3 separate regions of the Homo sapiens genome follow, and regions 1 and 2 are each linked to region 3. A link is a loop called in an ENCODE intact Hi-C map of the cell type or tissue named here. Cell type or tissue: sigmoid colon. All regions are shown on one strand.

Region 1 (2,500 bases), 270 kb before region 3:
ACTTTCAGATACAATGTATCCAAAAAAGTAAGTGTATTAAAAATGTAAATATATTTCAGATATCCAAAAATGTAGACATATTGTCAGGCTTTGCTACTTTTTTGCAGTTTCACATCATGTCTTTACTTGTAATAATATCAATAATTGCTGCAAAGATAATAAACTACATTCCCATTCGCCTATCCCTCTACCCCAGTACTGTGTTATACAGTTTTCCCTGCAACATGATGTCAGTCTGCAAAGGGTCTTTGTGACATCAGGAAGAGAGTCTAGATTTCCTTCCAGGGCAACACATTTTGCTATTAGGTTGAGCCATAAAACTGCCATTTTTGGTCAGGAATGATTTACCACTGGTAGTTTCATATGGCACAAGCTAAAGAGCCTTCCTTGGGTTTGAGTTACAGTCCTGAGAGTCGCTTGTGTGTCCAATGGGCCAGTTACTTAATTGCTGAGTCTTGGTGTGTGAAATGGTAATAACACCCACTTTATAGGATTGATTATTAACTCAACATTGAGGCTTAGCAATGACGTATAGGAGCACCGTGCCTAGAAACAGTTATTGTTCAAGAAATAGGTAATAATACAATATAATTATCAGTATAAGTAACGTAGAAGAGTTTCCTCACTTTTCCTTTAGCCATTTTTGCATATATGGTGAAGGTAATGGTTGCTATGGTAGAGAGAAATGGAAAATATTTGTGAAGCAAGCACAATTTTTAAAACCCCAATAACGTTAAAGGCCTTCCATTCCTGTCTTGTATGCTCTCTTATGTCCAAGTAAGGGCACAGATAAAGTTTGACACATACTCGGTGGAGTATCTAAATAGAAAATGTACTGAAGCAAACCAAGAACAGAGTTTTAAAAAAAAAATCAAAGCACTAAGCAAACATTCTGAACTTTTGGCAGAGGAATTGGACTGTCTGAATCTCCATGACTCTTTGGAGTTATTAATAGTGATGCATTTTGCCATATTTTGAGCAGATGCATATTTATAGGTCACGCAATATCTGTGTGGGGAGACTTTCAAGGCTTTATGGCCTTTTAAAAATGTCTTATCTTGGAAGAGAACAGGGCAAGGAGGATGCCATTTTGTCATCTGTGCAGCACCAATCACCCTGTGCTCATTAAATGTTACGGGAAAGATGCGCACTGCAGCAGGGCCTGGAATGTGGCTCCCATCTGCACTGCCAGAAGCCATGATGAAGTCACGAGTTGCACAACAGTAGTAATTCGCAGCTATTTATGACCATTTTAATAGCAAAGGTCTAGATTAGAAGGCTGTGTTTACATGCCATGTAGCAGAATAGTTCACGAATCATTCCCACAGTAACGTTTGGTCAAACCAATCAACCAAGTAATGAAAAATGAACCGGTTGTTCTTGAGGTTGTGACTAATAGATCTCTAAGTTAGCCTCTACTTTCCTCATGCTCTTCCATACCTGAGACAGAATTGACTCCTGCCCCATGCCCACAGACTCTCCTCCTCTGTCTTCCCGGCAAGCCACAGCCCTGTTACCCTTTCTCCACCCAAGCTCAAAGCCGTAAGACATCAGGTAAGTTAAAGGAGCTTTGGAAACTCCTGTAGAGCACCTGTGCACATAATTAAGGAAACATAATTTTTAGCACGTTTATTTTCTCATTGTCATTGCTCCATTATGTGACTTTAATTAGTGACCCCGATGGCCCCTGTGCATCCAGATGAGTAAAATCCTTTCATTTGTCTGCTTAAACTGACTTGAGGTTTTAGTGATTATCACATCCATGCAGCCTGAAGGTCAGACTATTTCCTTTTGTTTCACTAGACAGTTAATCCCCTCATTAGGGGTGATGGAAAATGAATAATTAAACATGCCATTTTCACATTTCAGGTAATGAGAGGCCCTAAGATCCCAGAGGATGCCATAAGAGGAAAAGTCAGGGGAGTGTTGAAGACTCTGCCTCCTACAAATATGTGAGTTTTTCTCCCCTGGCTTCATGGTAGAAAAGGTTTGGCGAAGGCTCTTCCTCTAAATTGAAACAAAACAAAATGAAAACCTTAGTTATTGGGCTGTACTCTGACACTTAGTAGCTGTGTGACTTGGGGCAAAGCAGCTAACCTTTTGACACTAAAAGTTTTCTCAATTATATAACTGGAATGATAATGGTAACCATTGTATTGAAATGTTATGAGCATTAAAAACATGAATGAGTGACAATACTTACAACAGTGTCTACCACATGGTAAGAGCTCTGTAATGTGTTAATTATATTATCATTTTCATTATCACCCAGGCAAGTCACCTGAATGCTGTGGGTATCAGGCCACAGCCAAACAACCACTTGCAGGTTATCACAAAGTTCCCTTTGGCCTATTGGAATAAGGATTAAGAGTAAATTATGTTGTACCCTGGAGGGAAAAAACCCAAGTAGTCATACCTCTAGGGCCTTAGGGAATTCAACTTTCACCAAACCTCTTCTAATTACTCTAAAAAGATTTTTTGGAGGGTGGAGGTGGTAGAA
Region 2 (2,500 bases), 170 kb after region 3:
TTAAACATTGAATTACCATATGACCCACCAATTCTCACTCCGAGGTATATATCCAAAGAAGTGAAAACAGGTATTCAAATGAAGTTATGAACAGGCAGGTTCATAGCAACCATATTCACAATAGCCAAAGGGTGAAAACAGCCCAAATAGTCATCCACTCATGAATGGGTAAACAAAGTGCAGTATATCCAGATAACAGAATATTACTCGGCCATAAGAAGCAATGAAGCACTGATACATGCTACGATGTTGATGAGCCTTGTAACATTAGGCTAAGTGAAAAAAGCCAGACATAAAAGGTCACATATAGCATGATTGCATTTAGATGAAATATCCAGAATACAGAAACTCATAGGGAAGGAATACAGATTGGTGGTTTCCAGGGACTAGGGAGAGGGGAGGATGAGGAGAAACTGCTAAACAGGTAAGGGGTTTTACTTTGGATTGATGAAAATATTTTGAAACTAGAGAGAGGTGGTGGTTGTACAACATTGTGAGTGTACTAACTCCACCGAATGGTTTGCTTTAAAATGGTTAATTTCATGTTGTATGGATTTCACTTCAAAAAACTATTTTTTAAAATTTCTAATGTGTTTTTTTTCCTGATTCCCATTCCATTGGCAGGCAGAAAAAGATCTAGACAGATTGTCAATTTTAACCACAGCCAGAACTGGCCTTAGCTCAAGCATCATTCAATTTAAGACAACACAAGGGTTGTCTCTGGCCCCCTCAAACTCCTTTCCACCAGCCTGTTTCTAATTCCTAAAAAGTCACTAGTAGACAGTTATTTCTGCTGGTTAGAGATGAAGGATGAAACAGATGCTGTCATGAAAGTATGATGCTAAGATCCTACACAGTTCTTTGGGGAAAGATGATTTTTCAATGTCACCTAGCACCCTCTATATTTAGTTACCATAATGATGAAGACACCATTTCTTACTGCAGTTGAAGTCCATTTCCCCTTAGTCGGGCCTCTGTTGAGGTGGAGAATTATGGCAGTTATCCTGGTGGGGTATAAATACAAGACAGCTATCACATCACTTCCAATCTTTCTCTTCTCTAGGCTAAAGACCTTTAAATGCTTTTTCTCTTTTTTTTAAAGGAATAATGTTCTAGCCTTTTAATCACTCATGCTGCATTTCTCCAGTATTCACTCCTGTTTCTCCTCACTTGTCAAATTGTGGGGTTATGAACTACAGAAAGTACTCATGTTGGGGGCAGACTAACGTCAACTAAAGTGGACAGTGCATTCCCCAGCTCTCATGTATTACGTTCCTCTTGGCACAACCCAGTATGGCTTGGACTTGAAATAATTATGTTTTCTTAGCTTTCAACCCAAGCATCTGTTCCAGATGGCCCTGGAGCACAGGAGTCGTGCTGCTCATGGTTAGGGGCTTGCCCTAAAAGAGTCAGTCATTAGTCTCCTTCATAACACAGAGGGCTGATTGTTGTGATTTAACAACAAACCAAATGTTTGTCATCACAATCCTGAGGAAAAATGATGAGTCACAGTGCATTTAAGAGAAAGTTCCACTTTGCCTCCCAAAAGGGCTCAGACTAAGTCCTTTGGTTTTATATATTAGGTTGAAACATTTGCAGTGGATTTTTGTAAGTAAGAAATAATAAAAAAGCAGCAATTTAATATTGTTCAATCTAGTCCAAAAAAATGAGCAATAATTCACAGGCAGCCACATAGACTGTATACAGCATTTCTTCAGAAACACAGCCTGAGCTGACCAGGAAGAACAGGCAGGTGCCATATTGGTTTCATTACAGAGTTTGAGAAAGCCCCCTGCCTTTTGGAAAACCTTCCCTACCTGTCTGCATAGGGTTGAAATTCAACTTGCCCTTTTGGGGATCACTGACCTCTTTAAGGATCTGCTAAAAGCTATGGACCCTTGACATAGTAATTACTACGAAAACATAATTACCACTGAAATTAATAGTATATTATTTAGCCAGCATATAGATCATATATGCAATACTCATAATCTTAGACCTTTAGCACAAATAAAAAAGGCAAAATATATTTTTAAAAAATAATCCACAAGACAATCACTATTACAAACTAGAAGCCAGCAATGCTCTGACAGCAGATCTTTGTGTGAGATAAGCCAAATATACAACTGCCCAGAATGCAGTGTGGTAACTCACATTTATTGGCATTCAGTGGCTTGAGAAGTTCCTGAATCCAAATTGGTCTTCATAGGTACTAAGAAATGCCTCTTACACGAAAGTAGGGAGCTTAAGTGATATATTCTGTAAGGTTGAATTGTCTCAACTCAAATAAACATATACTGGGGTATAACTGAATTTGTCAAAACTTAGGAAACAGCCACATATGGTGGTTAATGCCTATAATCCCAGCACTTTGGGAGGCTGAGGCAGAAGGATCTTTTGAGCCTAGAAGTTGAAGACTAGCCTGGGCAACATAGCAAGATCCTATCTCTACAAAAAATAAATAAATAAATAAAAATTAGCTGGGTGTGGTGGCACATGT
Region 3 (2,500 bases):
GGGAGACGGGCAAGGGTTGATAAACTATTGGGTACTATGCTGACTACCTGGGTGACAGGATCAATCATACCCCAAACCTCAGCATCAGGCAATATTTCCAGGTACCAAACCTGCACATGTACCCCCTGAATCTAAAATAGAAGTCAAAATTATAAAAATAAAAGAAAAAAGAAGTATTATCCCCTCCACTTTGGTCCCCTGAACCCTCTGAGAATAAGAAAATTAGTTTCTTTGTGGAGGAACGGCATGGTTCCTCGGTTCCTTCCCATTTTGGTAGTTAATTGTGATTCCCCACTAGTATAAAGGATTCTGGAAGGCTGCCATCTTATGCAGACTTACAGAAAAAGTGGCAGAAGGAGTCTGACTGGCTGGCCCAGGATTCATGTTCACAAGTAGACTGAGCAGCCCTTGTGCTTTGCGATCATTCTGGCCATCAAACTCCATGGCCCCATATTCGTGTCACTTGCCCAAGGTCCTTCCGTCCAAATGGCCAAACCCACCTGATGTTGACATGATATACAGTTTGCAAAGTGTTTCCCGTAATATTTTGTTTGCACCCCAACCTTGTAAGGGATTATTAACTATTCTATTTACAGCTGGAAAAAAATGAATAATTTTTGAAATCTGACATTGAAGAAACCCTAGAAGTTAGCCCAACTCAATCCCTTATTTTCTCAGATGATGACATTGAGACCCTGAAAAGTTAAGTGCCTTGTTCAAAATCACAGTGACAGTAATGACAACAAGGGTGTCTTGATCAGATATGGTACTGAGCACTCAGAGTATGTCGTCTCATTTTGTTCTCACAACCATCTTACAAAGTAGGACATGTTGAAAATAAGATAAGCAAACTGAGAGGGCTGAGTCAAGGCCAGGTTTTCTGATGCAAGTTCAGTGCAGCTTCACTCCTCACAGCTACGCCAGGTTGGCCCCTCTCCACTCCTGACGTCAGGGCCATCTGAGGGGAGGACATGGCTGTCAGCTGGGAAGAGTGAAATGGGCAAAGACTGCGTCACGGCTGGAAGGGATCGTGGCAAGGGCACAGGCAGCAGGAAAGCTGGTGAGTCACCAGAAAGTCTGGCTAAGGATGAGACTGAGATCAGTTCAACAAAACAGCCAAAACGATCACAGCAGCATCTCTCTCTGACCACCCAGATTACTTTCAGCAGCAGCACAGTATGAGCAAGGCTGAGCTCCAGGGAGAGCCAGGGAACAAGCCAGAAATTTTTATCAGGATTTCTTTTTCACACGAACTCCTCAGACTCTAAATCCAGCCCTTTAAACTGGTGAAGCAAAGGTCCAAGAGAAAATTTGCTGATTATATGAATTTTCACCAGCAGTAAATCAGTGGTTCTCTACTAGGATAACTGCGCCCCCAGGGGACATTTGACAATGTCTAGAGACAATTTTCGTTGGAGGGTTGGGAGAGCGCTACTGGTAAATAATGGAGAAAGGCCACAGATGTGGCTAAATATCCTTCAATGCATGGGACGGCCCCTTTCAACAAAGAATTATCCCACCCAAAAATGTTCATAGTGTCGAGGCTGAGAAACTTTGGTGCAAATGAAGCTGAGCTGCGTATAAACATAACTTCAGTTGCACAATAAACACCCCAGCTTTCAGAGAAATAGTCAACTAGGTCAAAGGGCACTGGAGTGGGGACTGCAAGGCCTGATTTCTAGTTCTAACTTGATGACAAGTTTGGAACTTTGGGTGTCTTTTTCTTCCTAGAACTAGAGCAGCCATGTGATGCGGCCAGAGCCTTCCTGGGGTTGGCTAGTGGCATATAGGAAACAGCAGGGCTACTCTACCTTTGCAAAACATTCTTAAGTTATGATTAACCCAAGCATCTCAGTGTTGATGGACCACCTTTGTTTTAGTAGGGCCTCAGCACTTTTTTCCTCCAATTAAAAAGGTAATCCATATCATTATAGAAACTTAAGAAAATACAGAATAACACAAACAGAAGAAAAAAAGTATCTTATAATCCCATCTCTTAGAAAGGAGTCTTATTCTGAAGGTCTCCAGATACTGACCTTCATTTTCAATATTTTGAAGAGGAAGGGGAGAAGAGAGAGTCACTGTCCTCCTCCTTTTGTTGTTGTTTTTGTTTTCTTTTTCACTTCTTTATAGTACAAGCGAGCTTTACCAATTAGTCAAAAGTGGAGTTCAAAGAGTTTTAACTGTAGCTACTTGTGTTTGTACTAATGTTTTAACTTTTTAAAAAAGTTAAAGTTGTTGATTGTGGTAAAATACAAATAACATAAAACTTACCACCTTAACCATTTTTGACTGTACAGTTCAGTAGTGTTGTGAGTCAATCTCCAGAACCTTTTCATTTTCCAAAACAAATACTCTGAACTCATTAAACAATAACTCCTCAATTTCCTCCTCCTCTAGCCCCTGGCAGCCACCATTCTACTTCCTGTTTTATGAACTTGACTACTCCAGATTCCTCATGTAAGAGAAATTATACAGCATTTGTCTTTTTGTGACTATT

The links. A loop is a pair of places that touch in the nucleus more often than their neighbours do. Peaks named below come from ENCODE experiments on the same cell type or tissue, not always from the same donor. Only the 100,000 strongest peaks of a DNase experiment are listed, where the experiment ranks them.
Region 1: it touches region 3 in a loop (4-fold over the local background); 2 of 110 quality-filtered maps call a loop at or near these places.
Region 2: a loop joins it to region 3, with 3 times the contacts of the local background. A loop is called at or near these places in 2 of 110 quality-filtered maps.

The regions. Positions count from the first base shown.
Region 1 is chr12:47,102,244-47,104,743 of GRCh38, forward strand. It overlaps PCED1B (PC-esterase domain containing 1B), which reads left to right. Exons shown (of 4, transcript NM_138371.3): 2 at 1,870-1,952. Among named protein-coding and RNA genes, the nearest start is that of AMIGO2, 24 kb to the left of the region's middle. In sigmoid colon, no CTCF peak of the experiment used is centred here; a DNase peak (open chromatin) is centred at 1,148.
Region 2 is chr12:47,550,290-47,552,789 of GRCh38, forward strand. No RefSeq gene overlaps it. Among named protein-coding and RNA genes, the nearest start is that of LINC02156, 140 kb to the left of the region's middle. In sigmoid colon, no CTCF peak of the experiment used is centred here; a DNase peak (open chromatin) is centred at 1,302.
Region 3 is chr12:47,376,721-47,379,220 of GRCh38, forward strand. No RefSeq gene overlaps it. Among named protein-coding and RNA genes, the nearest start is that of MIR4494, 14 kb to the left of the region's middle. In sigmoid colon, no CTCF peak of the experiment used is centred here; DNase peaks (open chromatin) are centred at 971 and 1,706; H3K27ac peaks cover 1,186 bases.